Linked DNA regions of Homo sapiens: region 2 is linked to region 1. Evidence: chromatin contacts called from ENCODE Hi-C or POLR2A ChIA-PET data. All regions are on one chromosome and are shown on one strand. The core of a region is the stretch at or near the end of the contact, and the rest is flanking DNA. Distances in the headings are between cores, read along the strand shown. Region 1 overlaps LOC105379047 (a long non-coding RNA gene). Region 2 overlaps CMYA5 (cardiomyopathy associated 5).

Region 1 (7,076 bases), core at 1,334-3,833:
CCAAGCACTTATTTCAGAGAGAAACACCAGGTGATGGTGGGAAGTCACTCTGAATCATGCCGACCTAAAGGAAAAAACTGAGGCAAAATTAATATAAGTAGAGAGTTGATTTGGGCTGAGTTTGAGGACTGCAACCCAGGAGCATAGATCCAAGGTGCCCTGAATATATGCTTTGCTTAGCAGCAGTTACAAGTGGGTTTTTAAAGGAAAAAAGAAGAGGCAGTTCCTAAGTTGCTTACCAAGAATTTACATTAAAATAACACAAGATATCGATTGTCTGCCACATTGTTCTTTGTATCTCAAATTCCAGGAAAATGAAGATAATGGATGAGGCAGCTAGTCAGGAACAAAATGCTTTTAGCCAATTGCCTGTGGGAATGGGGGATAACGGAAGTCCCATACTCATTCCCTCTGGGCCTGATAAATTTTGCATACCTCACATAGCTCAGAGTGCTCTGAACTGTTTCCTCTTCTAAATAGTAAATAAGAAATTTAGTCTAATGCCTGTTGTACAGTAAGTGCTCAGTAAAATGTTAGAGTCCCTTCCCTTTGAAATGATAGATACGACGTTTCCAATGGAAGAAAAACGAGCAGGAAAAAAACAACCACCACCAGCATAACAAATGGATAAAATTTACAAATAATTACGTAACCTTTATCTATAGATATGAAACTCTTTCTCTACCATGAAACTGCCATTGCAAAATTATAACAGAATATAATTACAGTGAAAAAAATCTGACCTAACTGACTTCATCTTCCTTCTAACCTCCAAGTTGTCCTTGTCCATTCCCGGGCATAGGCCAAACTGACTTTGGGAGAAATTTAGTTTATAGTTTTAACTTTTTTTTTCTTTTTTCTGAGACAGAGTCTTGCTCTGTCACCCAGGCTGGAGTGCAGTGGTGTGATCTCAGCTCACCACAACCTTCACATCCTGGGTTCAAGCGATTCTTGTGCCTCAGCCTCCCAAGCAGCTGGGACCACAGGTGTGCATCAGCATGCTTGGCTAATTTTTGTGTGTTTAGTAGAGACAGGGTTTCGCCATGCTGGCCACACTGGTCTTGAACTCCTAGCCTCAAGTGTCTAGTTTAACTTTGAAACAAAAACAATAACAGCCCTTTCCCAAAACAAACCCCCTTCCTGCCTGGGGACTAGACTGCCTTTGTGGGACTAACAAAATAGCCACAAGATTAGATATTATGGTTTAGGAGTCATGCAGCTGGAGGCTACAAGATTTTGACCCTCCCCAAATTTCTCCTGGAGATAATATCATTATTATAAAACCTAAGATCAGTGCTCAAGATATTTTGTAGACCCTGCACTTGATAGATCAGCTGGCACCACCCAGATGGATAAATTGGCTCATCTGATCTTGTGGCCACCACCCAGGAACTGACTCAGCACAAGAGGACAGCACTGTCTCCCTGTGATTTCATCTTTGACCCGAGCAATCAGCACTCCCAACTCACTGGCCCCTACCCACAAAATTATCCTTAAATACTCCAATCCCTGAATTCTCAGGGAGACTGATCTGAGTGATAATAAAACCCCAGTCTTCGGTAGAGCTGGCTCTGTGTGAATTAAACTCTTTCTCTATTGCAATTCCCTGTCTTGATAAATCAGCTCTATCCAGGCAGTGGGCAAGAAAAACCCACTGGGCAGTTACAAATCTGGGGCTTGTCCAGGATCACCCTTGTGGCTACCTGCCTGTGGCTCAGTACCCAACTCCAGCAATGGATCCACAGGCCAGCCCAAATGGCCACTTAGTTCTGGATTCAGGGCTGACTCTGGTACTGTCTCTACTAATGGGATGCTGCCGACCCAATACACATGGATTTAATTGCAATAGAGAAATAGTACTGGGGAGACTGATTTGAGTAACAATAAAACTCTGGTCTCCTGTACAGCTGGCTCTGCATGAACTACTCTTTCTCTATTGCAGTTCCCCTGTCTTGATAAATCAGCTGTATCTAGGCAGTGGGCAAGGAGAACCTGTTGGGCAGTTACAAATCTGGGGGCTCATCCAGGATTGCCCTTGTTTCTACCCACCCACAGTTTGATAGCCCCCTACTGGTGATTGATTGATCCAGAGGCCAGCCCAAGCAGACATCTAGTTCTCTTTGACTCTGGCACAGTCTGTATTGGCATGGCATTACTGACCCATTGTGCATGGATTTAATTGTGATAGAGAAATAATCCTGGGGAGACATCCCATAACTGTAGCCTCATCACAGGGTGTCTGTCTGTAGCTCCAACATGGGGTGTCTGTAGCCCCATCACAGGGCGTCTGATTAGATGAGTATTCTAGGTGTTGCTAACAGCCCCTTCCTTCTCCTGATTTGTTGGCCTCAATGAAAGGGTTGCTATCTGTAACCCCATCATGGGGTGCCTGTCTATAGCCCCATCGTGGGGTGTCTGCTCTAATTGGATGGAGAATAGGGGACTTATTTGGAGGAATAGTCTTGGTTTGTGATTTAATCTGGAATCTCTGTCTGGAAGGACTTCTGCTTGACTTTTTTGTTGTGTGTATTTGCATGTGTAGAGGAGATCTCTGAAGAAATTGCTGATGAAAGTCCAACAGGCTCTTCCAGTTTGTCTGGTCGGTCACATTTGCTGAAACCTGGAGGAATTGTTAGTGGAAGCTCAACAGGCCTGACTCAGTCTGACTGTCCATTCTTCTGGAAGCTGCAGAGAAAAGAAACCTGGAAACCTTATATGCTGACAAAAAGGGACACAATTGGATATGATGGTTATTTTACCAAGGTTTTGAAATGTCGTGCTTTCAAATATAAACAGACTGCTTTAAGGAATCGAAGTTGACTTATAGAGCCAATAAAAGCCCTGCAGGAAAGCTGGCCTCATACTTTGTCTACACAGTCTCTGTACAGGTTTCCTGACCTGTGGTGAGTAAAGAATGTCACCTTCTGAAAGTCCAGGGATCCCAAGTTATCTTGGGACCTGGAGAGGAGGAAAATTCACCCAACTCATACAGGTATATTTGCAGCCGTAGATAAATCTGTGGATGGGCTCCAAGGCTTTAAAAAGTATAATCTGAGATTCCTTATGGAACAAAGTTTCAGCAAAGCCAATTTTTATTTTATTTTATTTTATTTTATTTTATTTTATTTTATTTTATTTTATTTTATGACAGATTCTCGCTCTGTCACCAGGCTGGAGTACAGTGGCTCAATCTCAGCTCACTGCAACCTCCAACTCCCTGGTTCAAGCGATCCTCCTGCCCCAGCCTCCTGAGTAGCTGGGATTACAGGTGCCTGCCACCATGCCCAGCTAATTTTTGTATTTTTAGTAGAGACGGGGTTTCACCATGTTAGCCAGGATGGTCTCGATCTCCTGACCTCGTGATCCACCCGCCTCAGCCTCCGAAAGTGCTGGGATTATAGGCATGGACCACCTTGTCTAGCCTCAGCAAAGCCAATTTTAAAAGGAGCCTATATGGTAAATAATTATTCTTGCTGCACTTTATACAAACAATCAGGCCATGCATAATACGACTAAAACTTGTTTTGCTTTAATAAAAATGGGGACTGGAAAGAGAAAAATTACGTTTCAGAAAACTACAGTACACCTATTGTTAGTTGTTCTCAAGTTTTTATTATTCTCTGCAATTTGGACTAAATCCTAAATTCTTTGTTGGCTACAAGTCCCCAAACTAATGCTTTCAAATCTTTACTTCTAAAACTAGGATTTGCATTTCTTATCCTAGGACTCATTTACCTTATAGTATGCTACTCACTAAAACTGTAGATGAGAATACTGAAGCCTTGTCAGGTAAGCCTTGGAACCCCAACCCAGTCCCTATGCTCAGACAGCTGCAAAGCGGTTCCACTCCTCTCACCTTGGGGTCAACTCCTATTCTCACTATGCCCCCTGGAAGAAACCAGTGCAGTTTTCGACCTTTTCCCATCTTCCTAGACACACCTTACGAATAAGGTCTTATAAACCTCAAAGAGAGGGATTGAAATCACCATTGCAAAACTATAACTAAGAATATGATTACAGTGAAGGAGATCTGACCTAATCAGTTCCATATTGCTTCTAAACTCCAAGCTGTCCTTGTACATTCCAGGGCATAGGCCAAACTAACTTTGGGAGAAACTTAGTTTATAGTTTAACTTTGAAATAAAGACAGTAACAGCACTTTTCCAAAATAAACCCCCTTTCTGCCTGGGGACACTGCCTTTGTAGGACTAACAAATTAGCCACAAGATTAGAAATTATGGTTTAGGAGTCAGGTAGCTGGAGGCTACAAAATTTTGACCCTACCCAAATTGCTCCTAGAGACAACATCACTATTGCAAAACCTAAGATCAGTGCTGGAGATATTTTGCAGACCCTGCACTTGATAGATCAGCTGGCACCACCCAGATGGATAAACTGGCTCATCTGATCTCGTGGCCTCCACCGGGAACTGATTCAGCAAAAGAGGACAGCTTCAACTTCCTATGAGTTTAATCTCCAACCCAACCAATCAGCACTCCTTACTCACTGTCCCTTACCCACCAAATGATCCTTAAAAACTCCAAATTCTCGGCCGGGCGTGGTGGCTCACGCCTGTCATCCCAGCACTTTGAAAGGCCAAGGCAGGCAGATCACGAGGTCAGGAGATCAAGACCATCCTGGCTAACATGTTAAAACCCCATCCATACTAAAAATACAAAAAATTAGCCAGGCATGATGGCACATGCCTGTAATCCCAGTTACTTGGGAGGCTGAGGCAGGAGAATCACTTGAACCCAGGAGGCAGAGGTTGCAGTGAGCCGAGATCATGCCACTGCACTCCAGCCTGGGCAACAGAGCAAGACTCTGTCTCAAAAAACAAAACAACAACAACAACAACAAAAAACCCCTCCAAATTCTCAGGGAGACTGATTTGAGTAATAATAAAACTCCCATCTCCCATATAGCCCGTTCTGCGTGAGTTCCACTCTTTCTTTATTGCAATTCCCCTGTCTGGATAAATCAGCTCTGTCTAGGCAGTGGGCAAGGTGAATCTTTTTCCAGCTCTGTCAGCTAATAACAATATTAACTGATTTGAATTTTTCCTCTTCTGCTTCCTCTAGAAGAGGTGATATTTATTTTGCTTTGATGGGAAAGAGTGAGGTATTTTCAAAGAACCATTGTATGCCATGCTAAGGAGAGTGGACTTTACTCTGCAGGCTGAGGAGCCAACAGTGTTTTTCAAGTGGGGGAAGGTGGGAAAGTCTTTTAATTTCAGAATATCCATATGGTGTAGAAGTGGAGAATAATAGAGTGAGGCTCTAGGCTGTAAATCATTTATTTACTCAATAGATATGTACTGAGTGTCTACTCTGTGTTAGGCACTAGAAATACCAGGTCTCTGACCTTTTGGGGCTGACTGCGTAGGAGTCTGTAGTCTCACACATGCTTCGGTAAATGCTGTGAAGGAAAAGAATAGGTCTTATGAGTCTGAGGACATGATAGGTGGGCCTGACAGTAATTAAGAATAAGTCAGACAGAGAGGAAATAAGGACTCAAGGAAAGACCTCATTCAGGAAGGAGACACTTGAGCATACTTACATGCTGAAGGGAAGGATGAGGTAGAGAAGAAGGAGGAGAGGAGTGAAAGATAGATACAAAAAAAGGGATCATTCATGAAGCAAGAACCCTCAGAGGGTAGAGGCAATAGGAATAATTAGCCTTGGGCAGGTAGAAGGTTACCACTTGCCCTGGGGTTGTGGTAACCCCACAGAAGTTTATGGAAGCAGAAGTTTATAGATGAAGAATAAGGTATAGAAGAGTTTTCATGTAATGGTCTCATGTTCTCTATGTAGTAGGAGAATAAGTAGCTGCTGAATATTGGGCAGCTGAAAGAGTAGACGGCTTGAGGAAAGTGGTATATGGGTTGAAGTGGCTCCCGAGGGAGACCAGAGGGAGCCACAGCTGATTGGTCTGGCTCTGTTCCAAAGGCTCTTATGATTCTTCTGAGGGATGCCCCCGTAGTGTTTCCTTTCTGCCTTTAATTATTGCATTTTCCAAGGGATGCAGTAATGACAGACAGCAACTTTGAGGACAAGCATAGGAGAAAGAATTTTCCCATTAGAACTGTGCCTCCTACACAAAAGAAATAATACATTTCTGCAGGCCTGCTTTCATCCATCCCTTAAATGAAACCTGATAATGAGATTGGCAAAAATGAAAAATCTGACAATATTGAGCGTGGGTGCCAATGTGGGCAAAAAGGAACTCTTGTAAGTTGCTTGGGAAGTGTAAATTGATACAAATACTACAAAGAACAATTTTGCAATATTTTGTAAAGTTTAAATTGCCACAACCTGTATATGGGTACACACAGACCTTAGAAGACTGTTTCATAAACTACAGATGGAAACCCCAATAGTGGGTCTAGAAATCAATTTAGTGGATGTCAACTAGCAATTTAAATAACATAGATTTGGCCAGGTGTGGTGGCTCATGCCTGTAATCCCAGAAACTTGGAAGGCCAAGGTGGGCAGATCACATGAAGTCAGGAGTTTGAGACCAGCCTGGCGAACATGGCGAAACCCCATCTCTACTAAAAATACAAAAATTAGCTGGGCGTGGTGGCAGGTGCCTGTAATCCCAGCAACTTGGGAGGCTGAAGCAAGAGAATCCCCTGAATCCCGGAGGCAGAGGTTGCAGTGCGCCGAGATCGTGCCGCTGCACTCCAGCCTGGGTGACAGAGTGAGACTCCGTCTCAAAATAAAAAATAAAAATAAAATAGATTATGATGCACACCTGTAATCCCAGCTACTGAGGAGGTTGAGGCAGGAGGATGGCTTGAGCCTATGAGTTTGAGTCTGCAGTACACTATGATCACCTGTGAATAGCTACTACACTCCAGCCTTAGCAACATAGTAAATAAATAACAGATTAAAAATATGTAACATCAAAGGCCATTTCTTTGTAGAAAGAATAAGTACTTTTCGCTGGGCGCAGTGGCTCACGCCTGTAATCCCAGCACTTTGGGAGGTCGAGGCGGGTGGATCACCTAAGGTCGGGAGTTCGCGACCAGCCTGACCAACATGGAGAAACCCCGTCTCTACTAAAAATACAAA
Region 2 (7,076 bases), core at 4,577-7,076, 150 kb after region 1:
GAAGTTTCAACAAATTTTGAAGTATAACTTCATACAAAATAAATTCTCTGATCACAATGCAATTAAACTAGAAAGTAAACAAAAAGATAACTAGGAAATCCTCATGTATTTTGAAATTGCAAAATACATTTTCAAATAATCTATGGGCCATATATGAAATCACAAAGGAAATTTTAAAACATTTTGAGATTAATAACTTTTAAAATGCTATATATCAACCTTTAGGTTATACATCTAAATTTGTGCTTAAAGAGAAGCACATGTCTTGACTTCACATGTTAGAAAAAGGGACAGTTTGAAAATTAATGACATAAGAATCTATCTTGGCTATGTGCAGTGGCTCATGCATGTAATCCCAGCACTTTGGGAGACTGAGCTGGGCAGATCACTTGGGGTCAGGAGTTCGAGACCAGCCTGGCCAACATGATGAAACACCATGTCTACTAAAAATACAAAAAATTGGCTGGCATGGCGGCGCATGCCTGTAATCCCAGCTACTTTGGGAGGCTGAGGTGAAAGAATTGCTTGACCCAGGAGGCGAAGGTTGCAGGGAGCCAAGATTGTGCCCCTGCACTCCAGCCTGGGTGACAGAGTGAGACTCTGTCTCAAAAAAAAAAAAAAAAAAAAAATCTATCTGAAAAAGATAGTATAAATATTAAATAAAAAATCGAGATGACACAACCAGTATCAAGAATGACAAAAAAATGAGTAAAATTTTAGGTCTTGTGTACATTTAAAAGATCCTAAATGGATATTATGAACAACTTTAATTCAATGATTTCTAAACATTTAGATGAAATAGATAAATTCTTAGAAAAGTACAAAATAAAAACTAAAAACAAAAAGAAATTCTGAAGTCATATAACTATTAAATATTAAATTGCTAACTAAAAACCTTACCACGAAAAGGACTCCAGGTCCAGACTGCTTCACTAAGTCTACCAAACACTTAAGGGAGAAATAATGTAATATTTTACACACTCTTCCAGAGGAGAATAAAGGAGGGAACAATTCCCAGTTTGTTCTATGAGGCATCATAATCTTGCTACAAAAACCTGACAAACACATTATAGAAAAGGAAATTACATAGGCCGGGTGCAGTGGCTCACGCCTGTAATCCTAGCACTTTGAGAGGCCGAGGTGGGTGCATCATGAGGTCAGGAGTTTGAGACCAGCCTGGCCAACATGGTGAAACCTCATCTCTACTAAAAATACAAAAATTAGCCGGGAGCAGTGGCAGGCACCTGTAATCCCAGCTACTCGGGAGGCTGAGGCAGGAGAATCGCTTGAACTCTGGAGGCAGAGATTGCAGTGAGCCAAGAAAACACCACTGCACTTCAGCCTGGGTGACAGAGTGAGACTCCATCTCAAAGGAAAAAAAAAAAAAAAAGAAAAGAAAAGGAGATTACAGGCTGGCCATGGTGGCTCACACCTGTAATCCTATCACTTTGGGAGGCCAAGGCAGGAGGATGGCTTAAGGCCAAGAGTTTGAGAACAACCTGGTGACATGTCAAGACTCCTGTCTCTACAAAAAATTAAAATATTAACCAAGTGTGATGGGGCACACCTATACTTGCAGGTACGTGGGATGCTGAGGAGAGAGGATTGCTTGAGTCTAGGAGTTTGAGGTATCAGTGAGCTATGATCGTGCCACTGCACTCCAGCCTGGGTGACAGAGCGAGTCCCTGTCTCAAAAACAAAACAATGAAAAAAAAAAAAGAAAAGAAAAGGAGATTACAGGGTAATATCACTCATTAACATGGGAGAAAAATTTCTAAACATAGTATTAGCAAACAAGAAAATCTTGCATTATATAAAAGTATAATGTATCACAGCCATGTTGAGTTCAGTTCAGGAGTTCAAGATTGGTTTGTTATTTGGATATCAATCACTGTAATTTATCACATTAACAGGATAGAAAAGAAAATATGATCATTTCCATAGTTTCATAAAAAATTTTTTAATCGGCCGGGTGTGGTACCCCAGGCCTGTAATCCCAGCACTTTGGGAGGCCGAGGTGGGTGGACCACCTGAGGTCAGGAGTTTGGGACCAGCCTGACCAACATGGTGATACCCCATCTCTGCTAAAAAAAAAAAATACAAAATTAGCCAGGCGTGGTGGTGCCCGCCTGTAATCCCATCTACTTGGGAGGCTGAGGCAGGAGAATTGCTTGAACCCGGGAGGCGGAGGTTGCAGTGAGCCGAGATCGCACCATAAACTCCAGCCTGGGCAAGAAGAGCGAAACTCCATCCCCCACCCAAAAAATTGTTTAATAAAACTTAACATTCATCATTTTAAAAAACTGCCTTAGCAAATAGGAATAGAAGGAAACTTCCTTCATCAGATGAGGGTTATCCTCCAAATGAAAGGGGAGCCTTTGACATCTCTGGTATCAGTCTGTTTGCTTGATCTAACTCAGATCAGCTGAACCTTCTTGCTCAACGCTGAAAGTGTGGAGGAAGTGAGCTTCCCAAGACATTATTTGTCTCACTACACTCCTATAGATAAATCTATGTGGGATGTTAACTGATAATCAGAAGGTTGCTTTGTGAGAATGCAGTCAGAGGGGAATGGATGAGATGATTTTCATAGCCAATATCTTTTAACTATGAAAAGCTGATATTTACATAGATGGGAACACTGAATGGTATGGTGACCATTTCTCTTCTGTTAATACATTGTTTCTTTAGACTGAGTGTAATACTGCCATGGCTTTACACATGCTAATACTGTATAATCATTCTCTAGTTCCTGTTGGCTCTGTCATTCAACTTTGGATCTCTCAGTGAGCCAGACTGTTTATTCATGCTACATTTTTTATATCCTATGACCTTTTCTTGGAATGACCTCCCCATCCTTACACCATCTCCTATCTTCATTCACTTAGCAAACTCCTATTTCTTCTTCTACAAACCAACTCAAGTATTTTCCCTCTGAAGTTTTCCCTTCTGTATGTTCTAATTGTATCTTGCCTATCTTCTGTAATAGTACTTATCACACTGTATTAAAATGTTCTTAACATTCAACTCAGCAATTCCATTGCTGGGTATAGACCCAAAGGAAAATAAATCATTCTACCAAAAAGGCATGTACACTTATGTTCATTGCAGCACTTCACAATAGCAAAGACATGGAATCAACCTAAGTGCCCATCAACGGTGGATTGGATAAAGAAAATATGGTACATATACACCATGGAATACTATGCAGCCATAAATAAGAATTAAATCATGTCCTTTGCAGCAATATGAATGCAGCTGGAGGCCATCGTCCTAAGCAAATGAATGCAGAAACAGAAAACTAAATATCACATGTTCTCACTTATAAGTGGGAGCTAAATTTTGGGTACACATGGACATAAAGATGGGCACAATAGACACTGGGGACTACAAAAGTGGGGAGGAGGGAGGGGTAAGAGCTAAAAAACACACTGGGTACTATGTTCACTATTTGGGTGATGGGATTAATAGAAGCCCCAAACTCAGCATCAAACAGTATACCCATGTAACAAATGTGCACATGTTCCCCCTGGATCTAAAATAAAAATGGAAGCAGAGTGCGGTGGCTCACGCCTGTAGTCCCAGCACTTTGGAAGGCCGAGGTGGGCAGATCACTTGAGGCCAGAAGTTCGAGGCCAGCCTCATCAACATGGTGAAATCTCGTCTCTACTGAAAATACAAAAAATTAGCCGGGCGTTATGACACGCACCTGTAATCCCAGCTACTTCCGAGGCTGAGGCAGGGGAATCACTTAAACCCAGGAGGCAGAGGTTGCAGTGAGCCAAGACTGCAACCCTGCACTCCAGCCTGGGCAACAGAGCAAGACTCTGTCTCATAAAATAAAATAATAAATTTTAAAAACTGGAAATTAAAAAAGAATGTTTGGTTGTCTCTCCATATTAGATTTTGAATTTCTTAGAAGAAGGTTCTAAGTGCTTTATATTTGTACTCCTAGTATTTGAACTCAATGAAAGTTTATTAAGTTTATTAAGTAAAGAAATACATGAATGAATGAAAATGAGTAAGCAACGATTGAGTGAGTGAATCAGTAGGGCTCTCCTGTCTTGTGACCACCACGTGTGTTCTCTCCTCAGCACTCATGAACTCATTCTAGCTGGTAATGAAAACTTCTCTGGTTGGGCACATAGAATTTACAATCAATAGTTAACTCTAAATTGAACTTATAATTGAATTTTATAATGCTTCTACATTCATGGGCATTCAAAATGCTGACTTCCCAGATGCATGTCATAACCTTAATTTTTAATTTCATCCTATTTCTAAGTGACATGGAAGAGAGAAGATGTAGGATGAGTTGAAAGTTTTGTGGAATAGCTTTAATTAGGTATGTAAAAGAGCCTGAAAAAACAGTTTAAAATAAGATTCTGTTCAGGACCAAGATACAGTATTAATTCCTAATTAAGTTCAGCAGTTTAATACCCAAGCAAATGAGTGAGAGCAGAGTTGCGGGGAAGTGGAGAGACTACTTCTTCCCGACCCTTCACTCATGGCATGTATAGAAAATGATATAATTTATAGCACACTAGGGTGAATGGATCTGGCTGCTTGCTATTGCAGGCTAGTGGCCCAAGGGGCCTGGCTGCCCCAGGCTCCCCATGGCTGTGCTGAGAACTAAGGAGACCAGGATCTCAGGACAGCCATAACCCCTTTGCAGTAGACTGCTGGGGAAACTCTGAAGCTTAATAAGGGAAGTTGAGTGCACCTGCAAGGACTTATGGTCCTGGTCCCCACCCAACCTAACAAACCAGGAAGGGTTTGCAGTGAGAAAGAAAGATATGTGCTATTTAAGTGTCAGAGCTAGGATTGTTTAGGCCAGTGATTTTTTTTTTTTTTTTTTTTTTTGAGACGGAGTTTCACTGTTGTCACCCAGGCTGGAGTGCAGTGGCGTGATCTCAGCTCACTGCAACCTCCGCCTCCTGGGTTCAAGAGATTCTCCTGCCTCAGCCTCCTGAGTAGCTGGGATTACAGGCACCCACCACCACACCCAGCTAATTTTTGTATTTTTCGTAGAGATGGGGTTTTACAATGTTGGCCAGGCTGGTCTCAAACTCCTGACCTCAGGTGATCCACCCGCCTCGGCCTCCCAAAGTGCTGGGATTACAGGCGTGAGCCACTGTGCCTGGCCAGGCCAGTGATTCTGAATACATATTGTAGTCGCCTGGCAGCTTTTAAAATCTAAAAACATAGCAATGTGAAGACCAGACCCTCGTACAATTAAATCAGAATCTCTGTGGAGAAGGGTATGGGGCAGTATTAGTATTTTTAAAAAAGTTTCCACAGGTGGTTTTTATAATGTCTCAGAGTTAAGGACCTCTGATATATGCAGAGACTGATGATAAAAACAGTTTACGAAGGGACATAAATCTAACTGTAGATTTTTTTTCAATTGTCTTAATTTAACACTTATGTTTCGTGTTTTTAACAGAAGGTTTTTTGTTTTTATTGTTGTAGACAGATGTAAGCCAGTCAGTAGCTGGGCTTCATCTTGCATATTCCTAGGAGGAAATATGTTTATGAAGTGATGGCAAACGCGGCTGCTGCATTGGTCAGGAATGATAACCGCAGAGGAATTTAAACCCAGCCTTAAGGAGTAGGTAGAATTTACAGTTGCAGAAGTGGAGTATTGTCGGGGCTCTGCATTCTAAATGGAGGAACAGCGTAAGTACAAGTGAGGAAGAGGTAGAAGACAATTTCAGAGAAGAGCGCTACAGAGTCTAAGATGGGGGCCCAATAGCAAATGAAGGAGCGGCCAAAGCCAGCCATCTCGGAAGGGATGAGAGACCAGTCCACGGACACAGCCTTTCCACACTTCTGTATCCTGTAGCAGCTGCAAGTGATCATGCCCAGGCGCCTTTCATCATGTGTCATCAGGAAGGCCTGACTACAGATAACATTTATTGAGTGAGCACTAACTACATGCCAGGAATATTCCCTAAGCATTTCGCATGAGTTAACTAATTTAATCTTCTCAACAAGCTCACGAGATAGGTTCTATTATTATCCCTGTTTTATAGATGAGGAAAGTGAAGCACAGTAGGTTGACATTTTTTGTGACCTCTCTCTATTCAATGACCTGTTTTCTCTTTATCATGACTCAGAGTTCCCAAGATCTATTTGCCGAACAGTGAATTATTGTTAAAACAGGAATTTACCTGTAGGGGTAGGGTGCAGGTACACACTTGGAAAGAATGTCAGATAGGGATTAGAGAGCTAAGGATTTTGAACATCTTTTTTTTTTTTTTCTTCTGTGGATATGAAGAATTTGCTGAGATTTTAAAGCAGGGGGTGGCATACTGAGCTGGTTAGTAAAGCCAGTCTGGGAGGATGCGGCACAGTGGGTTAAGAGTGGGGGAAAATGAGGTACCTGTGATACCAGCTGACCAGTTAGGAAGTTAATGGCAGTGACTAGGAGGGAAGTGGTGAAAAGCTGGGTGAGGTGGCGATCGTGGTAACAGAGAGAGCACAGATACAAGAGTTATTATGAAGATGCTGGTGACTAGAGTGGGCTTGAGTGACTGCTGAGTCCCGACAAGATCAGGAAGGCAATCCTGATGAGAGAAGGTGGTAAATTTAACTTTAGCTTTTTTGAGTTTGTGGAATAGTGAGTCATTCCAGCCTGGGATGTGTCATTGTATTGGGTATCCTGACTTTGGTTTTTAAACTTTATTTGATATACATCCCTCTTTTTGACATGGAAGGCAATATTGATGTCTGTATTTTAATTTCACATTAATCCTTTACCTGGTAAAAATGTATTTACTTATTCTATTAATTAGTATTATTTTATTATGATAATATATAATTAATATTGTTATTTGCTATAGGTTATCAGACCAGGATGAAGAGGGAAAGATCAAGCAGGAGTATATCATATCTGACCCCTCCTTTTCCATGGTGACAGTCCAAAGGGAAGATAGTGGGATAACCTGGGAAACCAATTCAAGTAGATCTTCTACTCCTTGGGCTTCAGAAGAAAGTCAGACTTCTGGTGTGTGTAGTCGGGAAGGGTCAACTGTGAATTCTCCTCCTGGAAATGTTTCCTTTATTGTGGATGA

The links. Hi-C counts contacts between places; a loop is a spot of excess contacts on that map. ChIA-PET counts read pairs that join two places held with the same protein, here RNA polymerase II (POLR2A).
Region 2: a map of dorsolateral prefrontal cortex shows a loop between it and region 1 (5-fold over the local background). The contact joins two enhancer-like sites. A Hi-C loop is called at or near these places in 2 of 168 maps with a recorded cell type or tissue (dorsolateral prefrontal cortex and posterior vena cava). POLR2A ChIA-PET finds 5 or more read pairs at or near these places in 2 of 52 experiments (HEK293 and OCI-LY7).

What each region holds. Positions count from the first base shown.
Region 1 is chr5:79,576,473-79,583,548 of GRCh38, forward strand. LOC105379047 (a long non-coding RNA gene) reads left to right here. Exons shown (of 3, transcript XR_948497.3): 3 at 2,543-2,851. Among named protein-coding and RNA genes, the nearest start is that of TENT2, 32 kb to the right of the region's middle. Within about 2 kb of position 2,584, at least 2 of the 41 ENCODE cell types and tissues checked have a DNase peak (open chromatin) inside an H3K27ac peak, as active enhancers do.
Region 2 is chr5:79,722,070-79,729,145 of GRCh38, forward strand. It overlaps CMYA5 (cardiomyopathy associated 5), which reads left to right. Exons shown (of 13, transcript NM_153610.5): 2 at 6,846-7,076. Among named protein-coding and RNA genes, the nearest start is that of CMYA5, 36 kb to the left of the region's middle. Within about 2 kb of position 5,827, at least 5 of the 41 ENCODE cell types and tissues checked have a DNase peak (open chromatin) inside an H3K27ac peak, as active enhancers do.